Linked DNA regions of Homo sapiens: region 1 is linked to region 2. Evidence: chromatin loops called from intact Hi-C (ENCODE). Cell type or tissue: B cell. All regions are shown on one strand. Each heading gives the region's core, and the rest is flanking DNA. Links, peaks and the distances in the headings are about the cores only. Region 1 overlaps COG5 (component of oligomeric golgi complex 5). Region 2 holds the start of SLC26A4 (solute carrier family 26 member 4).

Region 1 (5,380 bases), core at 330-5,329, 200 kb before region 2:
TTATTTGAATTTATAATTTAAAACTTTGAACAACATAAAACTTCTTGGCTCAAATGTCTTCTCTAGTGAATTTTATTAAACATTTAAGAAAGGACTAACTCTGATCTTACAAAAACATTTTCAAAATTGGAGAAAAAGAACATCTTTCAACTCACTGGAGTCCAGCATTGTCCTGATTCCAAAACCAGATCAAAATATTAAAATAAAAGAAAATGACAGACCAATAGGCCTTATGACTACATAGGCAAAAGATTTTTTAAAAATAATTGTTGATACAACCATGCAATATCTAAAAAGGTAGTACTATCAAAATAGGTTTATGTCAAAAATGCAAGGTTGGCTTAACATTAAAAAAACAAATCCATGTAATTTATCATGTTACTAGATTAAATGAGAAAAACCATATGAACCCTCATTAAATGGAAAAAATCTTAAATAATGTAATATGCATTCCTGATAAAAATTCTCAACAAAGAAGGAAACTTTATCAACCTGAAAAATGATATCCATAAAAACCGTATACCTAGCATCAAACCTAATAATGAAAGATTGAATACTTTCCCCCTGAAGACATGGAAAAAAGCAGTTATGTCTGCTCTCACCATTTCTACTCAATATTACTTGTGGTCTTGGCTACGGCAATAAGGCAAGACCAAAACAGATTTAAGATTGAAAAGGATGACATAAACCTTTGTTTATTCAAATATAATTCTGTAAGAAGGAAATCGTAAGGAATCAAGAAAAGAATAAATAAATGAGTTTGGCAAAATCATATGGTTTAAGTTCAATATTCAAAATTCAACAGTATTTCTTTATATAAACAAATCAAAATTTTAAAATATTGTTTGTAATAGTATCAAAAATGTTATGAGTCTAGCACTACCCAACTTGACAAAATATGTGTGAGACCTCTACACTGAAAATTACAAAATATTACCAAGAGAAATTAAAGCAACCTAAATAAGTGGAGAAATATACCATGTTTAAAGATCGGAGGACTCAATACAAAGGTGTGAATGTTCCCTAACAGATAGACAGGTTCATTGTGATATCAATTAAAATCCCAGCTTCCATATGAGATGCACAAAGCTGGACAGAACATAGCTCACACTGTAACTACAAAAAAGAACAAGGGAAAAACAAATGATCTACAAATAGAAACTTCTTGAACTCATCAGAGTGCTGCAGTTACTGGGAAACTAACCAATCCAAATTCTAATGAAAGGCAGGACACATGGGACGTGAGCACTTGAGTACCTGGGGAAGACAATACTAGACACCAGTAAGAATAATTCAGTCAAAACCGTTAATGAATTGCTAAAGGCTAAGTGTGTGTTCACAAGAAAATATAGAAGCCAGAGGATCTACAGACACAAAGGGAATTCATACCCATTCATGGACTTTTGCAAAGATCTCACCAGATGTTCACAGGCATACACAAAAAGACTGAGTGTATGGTGAAAGGCCTGACAAAGCATTTCTCATGGTGCAGGCTTGAGGGAAGCATGAAGCCACTGAGGGAAAGCATGAAGTCCAGGCTGGATCCTTTCTACCATCTTTAATATGGGGGGTAAGGGGTCAGAGGGGAGCCTTAAACCCCAGAGGGAAAGGCAACAACCCCAATATGCTTTGAGCACTGTTGAAAACACATTAGAACTAGGAGAAGAAAAATGCCTAAAAAAAAAAAAAAAAAAACTTTAGCCATGAAGGAGGAAAAGGAATTCATCCTACAAGTGGAAGCAGGGGTGGGACACTGATTGAAGTCCCTATTCCCAAAAACCAGGACACAATGATTGCCCAGACTATTATAGTGGATTTATTACCATATCTGATACAATAACGAATCCAGGTAGAAATGATGGCAATCTGGGAGGTACAGGTTTGAGTAAGCCAGACTGTCTGACTGGCAACTATAATTTGTTTTCACAATTTGCAGTCCCAAAGAAAAGTTGTTTTAAATCTGTTAGTCTTCTAACAGCAGACCTGAAGGTTAGGCTATTGGCAACAGGCCAGGAGCCAGTAAAAATATAAAAAGGTTAATCAAGGGGCATATTGGTCAAAGCTATAAGAATGGAGTGATGGAACACACTCTCACTTTTCTGTAGCTGGCACTGACCCTGAACAACTGCATCAGCTTTTAATTGGGCTGAACTGTAAGTGAAACAGGCCCAGGTATTTATAAGAAATTCCTTAAATCCAGGGCCGTAATGAGTCAATTGCTTTGCTTCAGGTGGCAAAGTGAGAAATAAGCTTTTCCCCAAAAGGGGTAGGTTCTACTTCATGGAACGCCAAAATGATACTAAGGCCAGGTCAGCTGCATCCCTTTTCAAAGCTGTATCTGCCTTTTCAAAAGAGATGCACTTGGTAGCTGGGTCAGGCAGGTGGCACTGCTGTACTGGGAAATGGTTGAGTTCTCCAGCAGTCATGGAGCCTTTAACCAAAGTTGTGATTTTCTTTTCTTCCCTCCTGGGATGATACATTATTTTTGCTGAATCACCCAGGGAGGGGAAAGGGGACAGGGGAACACCTCTTTACATGCAGCAGCCCATGAATAGGAGAATCTCCTCTAAATCTGTAAGTATTCATAGTGTAAGAACATAAAATTATCAATACTAATTATACATTTAGCAGAGGAACCCAAAACAATAGTACACTGAATAGGCCCAGAGGCTCCATCTACATTTTAGCTTTTTAAAATTTGAGTGTTTTACCCCCTGTAGGAACACAGACCAAGGAATTTAACATATGCACAAAAGGGACTACAGCCATAGCTGCCAGGAGACTACATTATTTCCTAACCAGGAGCATGGGGAAGACAAGGTAGCGGGGAAAATCTATTCTGCAGAGGACTGTGGTGGTGGGAAGGCTTTTCTTCTGCTTTGGTTTCTCACTCCAGGGTGACGCTGTGCTCCTGGAAGTGCTTGGGCCTAGGGGTCTCTAATTTGCCCCTGTGCATGCTGCTAGAACTCCACCCTGCAGTCCTCAGTGCCTTCAGCCTACCTTGACACCTACTGTGCTTTTTTCCCACAGGACCACGTAGGATGGCGAATTGAGCATCTCTATTCAACAGAGCTAAAAAAAAGTCTGAATTTCTCTCCCTCCCTAAGGTTCCCTACCATATTTGGCTTTTATCTTAAGCAGCTGAGGTTAGAATAGAGGGGGTAGAGAAAAATGGGAGTCCACAAAGTAAAAGAGCAGCTATGTACCAGTCAGCAAGACTGCATTTACATTCAATTTCAAGTGGCTGCCCACTCAGACTCCACAAATGAACTTATAATATACTTAGTCTACCCAAAGCTCCACATCCTCATTGCTGACATCTTTTATGTTAGCTCTCAGAAGCCCTTCATTCAGCAGCTACAGCCATACTGCCTTTTGCCTTAGGGCCCTGAGGCTTGCTGTTTTGTTGATATAATAATAATTTTTCCTCCTCCAGCCTAGAGAGTGAGCAATAACCAAGGCACTATTTGAGAAGCTTCATTCATTTCCACCCCTCACTGCTTAGCCTCAAAAAATTCATTAACAGGCAGGTCGTTAGGAGACTCTTACTCTGTACTACTACCCCACCACTTAAACAAGAGCATTCGCTACTGGTCTCATATCCTCTAAACCAGCCCATAAGAGCCCTGTCATTTCTCTTTCAGGAAACCTTATCTCTGTCAACATCATATGCTTGTAGCCAAAAATGTCAAAAATTGTTTAGGGTCTGGGATTCTACCCTATTTATAAGCTGTGAAGCTAGCCTGTTACTGTTTCATGGATGCTAACATAAGATGTAAGATGCCTGGGTCCGAACCAAAGAACTGTATTACCCATGATGCAGCAAGCAGTATGAGCATGATATCAGTGAAAATTCACCTTGCCCTCCAAGTCCCTGGCAAAGGGACTGTGGATGCTCTGTATACTACGGGTTTTTTCACAGCTGAAGAGCACTGAGCTTGGGAAAGTTGCCATTTTTATAACAAAGAAAAGCAAGTCTGCTTGCATTCTATTTGTCTAGGGTGTCATTACTTCATTCCTCAAGGTTGCTAGCTACAACCCCTTCCTGAGAAATGGATGGAGTAAAGGGTAGTTCTGTTAGGGCTTTGCATTCTCAGCATATCCGGCAAGAATGTTCAGGGATATTCAGGGCTTATGGGGATTGTTTCTCCCAACACACTCCCATTCAACCTAATACCAGAGGTCCTAGGCAGTACAAGAAGGCAAGAATATAAGTAAGTCTCACATGTTTCAGGAAAAAGTAAACTATCTCTATTTGCAGACAATTGTCTATATAGAAAATACCATGGAATTCACACAAAAAACTCCCAAGACTAATATATGAATTTAGTAAAGTTGCAGGATATGAGTTCAATATGATCCTAATTACATATACTAACAATAAACAATTGGATTTTTTTAAAAAATTAGGTGCTACTTCAACAGTACTGAAGAAATAATTAAATACAAATCTAACAAAATATGTGCAGGATCTGTAGGCCAAGAACTACAAAATATTGACGAAATAAATGTAAAATGCCCTAAAAATAGTAGAGATACTATGTTCATAAGTTAGAAGACTCAATACTGTTAAGATGTCATTTCTTTCCAAACTGATCTACAGATTCTCTGCAATACCAATCAAAATAACAGCAGGACTTTTTATAGATATTGCACCCCTAAACAGAGATCAGAAGGTAGGAGTAACTGAAGAAACACTGCTGAATATACCTGGCAGAAAGACACCAGTGATTACAGTCTTTAAGAATTATTAATTAAACTCTTAAAATGCATTCATTTTCCCAAATGGATGACTCAAGTAGTATAGTGGATGTTACTGAGTTTATAGTAGAACTACAGCCTATAGTAAAACTCTGCCATTCTCAGGCTCTTTATATAAAGAATGGCAGCCTTCTTACAAAAATGTTATGTATCTAACTAGTATCAATAACAGAGCACTAGATTGTAGACAGTCAGCTATGTCCCCCAGCACAGCATAAGAGTCATAACAGCACAAAACAGGGGACTTGACACAGCTTTGTTAAATATGTAATCTAGTTGATCAATGGACTTGGCCTCAGGACACAAAATTAATTTGATTCTGCATAACTTAAGAGTAAGAGAATTATGCAAAGAAAAAAAGGAAGCAAGAGAAAAGAGAAATCAATGGGGTGATGGAGCACAAACATGGCTATTTGTGTAGTTCCTTGATGAAAATATAAGAGAAAAACATCAATAAAATCCATAATATTTAGGAAGGCAAAGAGGGATAGTAAGCAGTCAAAACAGTAAACCAGAAAACTGGACATGAAGGTAATAATTTGGACAAAGCCCCAAAGTAGACATGCCAACAGTTGTGCAACAGAGGGAGGATAAATTGTAATAATAGTCACAGGATCCA
Region 2 (5,328 bases), core at 329-5,328:
TATGAGTTGATATTCTGAAATCCTAGACAGCCATCTCCAAGGTTAAGAAAAATCCTTATGCACTCACTTGCAAAGATATCCACAGCATGCTCTTAATGGAGAAAAACAAAGCCTTAGATCAAATATGTAAAGTAATTTTTAGTTTTTTGAAAAGGTATGTTTGGGCTATAGATAAATCTGTTCAAAAAACATGAGAGAAGATAATAATGGTTGAAAGGAGACACAGTGCTTGCCCTCAAGAAGTTTTTGTCTAGTGAGGGAGAGAGAACTTGTATGTAAATAAAATTGTGTTACTAAGGTAGATAGTGAGAAGTAACTTAAGAGAGGATCAGATAAGGTATTAAGAGAATACAGAAAAGGGTCTGGATTAATTCTGAACAGCATCAAAGAATGTTCTTGCAAGAGATAGTGTTTTCACCAGATCTTGAAGGTATGGATGAGGGTATACAGAGTGAGTATATTCAGATTCTACTTTAAAACAAATACTTTCCTCTGTTGTAGTGGAGTTGAGCTATACATCCAACAATAATGAAAAAATACACGCATATATACATATATGGAGAGAGATACATATTTTAGTACATGTAGCAATTGATTAATAAATGTACAGTTTAAGTCGCATGCAAAACCTTGGAGTGATAGCAAACTTCATTGTAGGATGTTTAGCAGCATCTCTGGTCTCTACTCACTAGATCCCAATAGCATCTCCCTAGGTGTGACAACCAAAAATGTCTCCAGGCATTGACCTCTGGAGGCAAAAAAAGCCCTTTATTAAGAACCAGTGGTATACATAAGTAAAACATACACAAGAGATTCCTCCCCTCTTCTCTGTATGTGAATAAAAATTGCAAAGTTCATGACCTGGATTTTCCTTTTAGGTTTCTTCTTTAGTGGTTCTTAACTTCATTGGGTGAAGTAAGCCTTTGAAGATCTGTTGAAAGCTGTTGACTCATTCACTTCTCAGGAAAACGCACATGCTGACTACCATTTCAGAGAATTTGCATCAGGGTTCTCTGGGGAGGAGTTCTGAGTTCTGTTTCCAGGAGCTCGTAGAATTGTCATGGTCTGCATATGCAAGGCAGGTGGATTACGGAAGGTTGATGTACAGAGGTCTGTATTTTGGAGCCTCTTCTGTATTTACTTCAGAACACTAACAATCAGGCGAGAATGTTCTGGTTTATCAAACCCTTCCTTCTGCCTTTCATCTTAACCATGCATTAGTTTTAACAAAGTTCATCCCAACAGAAGACAAAACACTGATGAGGTAGGATAGCTCCAGCTCCTCCTCCCTCTCTTCTAGTCTTGATTTCCATGTAGTCCAGTTTATTCCTTCCCTGATTGTCCAGGAGAATGAGAAAAAGAAAAAACAGAGTCTAGTGGGTAAGAAAGGGCCACCTGGACGGCTTGATTTGGATTGTGAAATAAAACACACACACATGCACACGTAGAATAAGTGGCTAAAATCTGAGTAAATCGTGAACTCTCTGTATCCTCCACCCATTGAATACTCCTAAAAGACTTTCTAGAAATTCAAGGACTTATTAATATAGAAACCTGGCCATTGTTCCTCTTCTCCTCCCCATGTGGTATGAGAGCACCTGTGGCAGGCTCCCAGAGACCACGGACCTCTTCCTCTAGGCGGGCTCTGCTCTTCTTTAAGGAGTCCCACAGGGCCTGGCCCGCCCCTGACCTCGCAACCCTTGAGATTAGTAACGGGATGAGTGAGGATCCGGGTGGCCCCTGCGTGGCAGCCAGTAAGAGTCTCAGCCTTCCCGGTTCGGGAAAGGGGAAGAATGCAGGAGGGGTAGGATTTCTTTCCTGATAGGATCGGTTGGGAAAGACCGCAGCCTGTGTGTGTCTTTCCCTTCGACCAAGGTGTCTGTTGCTCCGTAAATAAAACGTCCCACTGCCTTCTGAGAGCGCTATAAAGGCAGCGGAAGGGTAGTCCGCGGGGCATTCCGGGCGGGGCGCGAGCAGAGACAGGTGAGTTCGCCCTGAAGATGCCCACACCGCCCGGCCCGGGCTCCACTCCCGGGGAGGCCTCGAGGGTTGCGGATGGGACTCTTAAGTGGTCACGGATCAGGTGGGCAGGGGGCAGTACAGCTTTCTTTCTGAGACGCCGAGAGCGAACAGGCTGCTCGGAAAACAGGACGAGGGGAGAGACTTGCTCAATAAGCTGAAAGTTCTGCCCCCGAGAGGGCTGCGACAGCTGCTGGAATGTGCCTGCAGCGTCCGCCTCTTGGGGACCCGCGGAGCGCGCCCTGACGGTTCCACGCCTGGCCCGGGGGTCTGCACCTCTCCTCCAGTGCGCACCTGGAGCTGCGTCCCGGGTCAGGTGCGGGGAGGGAGGGAATCTCAGTGTCCCCTTCCAGCCTTGCAAGCGCCTTTGGCCCCTGCCCCAGCCCCTCGGTTTGGGGGAGATTTCAGAACGCGGACAGCGCCCTGGCTGCGGGCCATAGGGGACTGGGTGGAACTCGGGAAGCCCCCAGAGCAGGGGCTTACTCGCTTCAAGTTTGGGGAACCCCGGGCAGCGGGTGCAGGCCACGAGACCCGAAGGTTCTCAGGTGCCCCCCTGCAGGCTGGCCGTGCGCGCCGTGGGGCGCTTGTCGCGAGCGCCGAGGGCTGCAGGACGCGGACCAGACTCGCGGTGCAGGGGGGCCTGGCTGCAGCTAACAGGTGATCCCGTTCTTTCTGTTCCTCGCTCTTCCCCTCCGATCGTCCTCGCTTACCGCGTGTCCTCCCTCCTCGCTGTCCTCTGGCTCGCAGGTCATGGCAGCGCCAGGCGGCAGGTCGGAGCCGCCGCAGCTCCCCGAGTACAGCTGCAGCTACATGGTGTCGCGGCCGGTCTACAGCGAGCTCGCTTTCCAGCAACAGCACGAGCGGCGCCTGCAGGAGCGCAAGACGCTGCGGGAGAGCCTGGCCAAGTGCTGCAGGTAGCGGCCGCGCGGGCCTGCGTAGAGAGAAGCGGAGCGGGGCGTCCACGCCTTGGGGAGGGAAGGGCGTCCCCAGCGGGCGAGAGTGGGGTGCGGGCGGCGGAGCCCCTGGGCGCCAGCTGCTTCTCCCAGAGGCCCGACTTTCGGTCTCCGGTCCTCCACGCCGCCCTTCTGGTGGGAGGGTGGCTCCATCAGTCTCGGGCCCGAAATGAACTTACCTGGGAAACTCGCCTTTGGGGAGAGTGGGTTCTAGGAGCCCCGTCTCTCTTTTTCCTCTCTGAAGGAAACTTGGAGTGCCTCTTGGGGTACAGTGGGTCCCTGTTGCCTTCTTGGGAGCTTGTTTAAATGAAATGAATAGGGAAACCCAGCTCTTGACCAGGAGGAGTCCTTGAAACACTCAAGCTAAGTAGGCGGGCTACCATTCAGTTAGAGACCAGGATGCAAGCTAGAACCCAGGGGAGCGCGGGGTGTGCCAAGTACTTCATCAGCAGGCTGTGGGACCCCTGGGGAAAGCCACCCTCAGTCTCTAAACCCAAACATGCCGTAACTAGATGTCACAAACATAAAGAAATTAGAGTTTCTAAAACCTTTCATTATAGAACATTTCAAATATATGCATAAGTAGACGTAGTAGTATAATGAACTCCCCACCCCCACCGTTTTTAACCCATCACTCGGCCTCAACTGTGATCAAATCCAAGTTACTCTTGTTTCTTGTATCTACACCTACTTGCTCCCTCCAGTATTATTTTTAAGCAAATCTCATATAGCATACTGTCTTTATGTATTTTACTGCATATCTTTAAAGACTCTTAAAAAATATAACCACATTTCATGATCACACCTTAATATCTAAAAATAACCTCCTAATATCAAAAATTGAGTCATTATTAAAATGTCCAATCGTCCCATAAATGCCTTAATTAAAAAACAATTTATTCAAATCAGGAGTTATACCACCTACTTTTGATATTTTTCTTTCATCTGTAGGTCACTGAATTTAAAAACTACCAAGTAGCAAGGTATAAGGTATACATTCCTCATGCTAAGATTTTTGTAAAAACTAGCTCCAGGCTTGTATTGCCAAAATATACTCAGTGTGTTTATCTTCTTTAAAGAAAATAATAATAATAAGGCGCCTGGATTAGGAGTCTGAAAAGTAATCTCCATTTAGAGACTCCACATCCATCAGTCTCTGGCTGGACCAGAAAATAGGTTTTTGTGTAGGAATATTTTTTCAGAGGATTAAAAATGTGAGCGAGGGGTGGGACACTTAATCCTGTGTTCTCTAGAAGAGTGCATTTAAAAGGATAGATACAGTTCTTGGCAAAAGCATGGTAAGCACTTCAGGGTTATTATTTTCCAGGAAATACTTATCCTTTTTCCAAATAGTTATAAACATCAGCAGAATCCAGTTCATAACTTTGTGATTTGCAAATTGGTTGTGACTGAGATTGGATTGAAAACCCAGTTTTCTTGCTTTTTGACAGTTGTTCAAGAAAGAGAGCCTTTGGTGTGCTAAAGACTCTTGTGCCCATCTTGGAGTGGCTCCCCAAATACCGAGTCAAGGAATGGCTGCTTAGTGACGTCATTTCGGGAGTTAGTACTGGGCTAGTGGCCACGCTGCAAGGTAAGATGTTGGCAGATTGAGAGTTCTGGTCTCCAGCAGGAGTTTAACACTTCTCCCCAGCTACCATAGGTCTGTGACAGATGGTTGCTTACCCTTCAAGGCCTGTATCTTTCCTGTAGAGCCCCTTAGTGGAGAGAGTCACCTCTCTTCTCCCCTTCCTTAGAGTTCTCTTCCTGGGAAACTGCTGCCCCACTAGGTGCAGAGGTCCAATTTAGAGGCATATACTAGGCAGTGGCTTCTCAATTTTTTTAAATTTTATTTTATTTGAGACGGGGGCTCGCTCTGTCACCTAGGCTGGAGTGCAGTGGCGCAATCCTGGCTCACTGCAAGCTCCGTCTCCCGGGTTCACGCCATTCTCCCGCCTCAGCCTCCCCAGTAGCTGGGACTACAGGCGCCCGCCACTACGCCCGGCTAATTTTTTGTATTTTTAGTAGAGACGGGGTTTCACCGGGTTAGCCAGGATGGTATCGACCTCCTGACCTCGTGATCCGCCTGCCTTGGCCTCCCAAAATGCTGGGATTACAGGCGTGAGCCACTGCACCCAGCCAGCTTCTCTATTTTCATTGACCACAATTCAATAAGAAATGTGTAAAGAGTTTCAAGTCAAGATTTAAAAAAAAAAAAGAAATGTGTTACATCCTGATATATACATATATATCTAAAGTTCCTGTGAAATATTTATTATAACAATGTGCTAATCTTTCACTTTGTTCTATTATGCTTAGGTTTTTTAAATGATGATTGCAGCACATTAAATTATTTTAT

Evidence for each region. A loop is a pair of places that touch in the nucleus more often than their neighbours do. Peaks named below come from ENCODE experiments on the same cell type or tissue, not always from the same donor. Only the 100,000 strongest peaks of a DNase experiment are listed, where the experiment ranks them.
Region 1: a loop joins it to region 2, with 11 times the contacts of the local background. A loop is called at or near these places in 5 of 110 quality-filtered maps.

Annotation. Positions count from the first base shown.
Region 1 is chr7:107,460,936-107,466,315 of GRCh38, forward strand. All of the region lies in intron 6 of COG5 (component of oligomeric golgi complex 5), which reads right to left. Among named protein-coding and RNA genes, the nearest start is that of GPR22, 6.4 kb to the right of the region's middle. In B cell, for the core only: CTCF peaks have their summits at 2,380 and 2,587; a DNase peak (open chromatin) is centred at 2,386.
Region 2 is chr7:107,658,873-107,664,200 of GRCh38, forward strand. It overlaps SLC26A4 (solute carrier family 26 member 4), which reads left to right and starts at 1,956. Exons shown (of 21, transcript NM_000441.2): 1 at 1,956-1,983; 2 at 2,767-2,933; 3 at 4,424-4,563. The coding sequence starts at 2,770. It overlaps SLC26A4-AS1 (SLC26A4 antisense RNA 1), which reads right to left and starts at 2,926. Exons shown (of 2, transcript NR_028137.1): 1 at 2,730-2,926; 2 at 1-1,334. In B cell, for the core only: a CTCF peak has its summit at 3,053; DNase peaks (open chromatin) are centred at 1,029, 1,669, 2,219 and 2,819; H3K4me3 peaks cover 2,046 bases; H3K27me3 peaks cover 2,842 bases.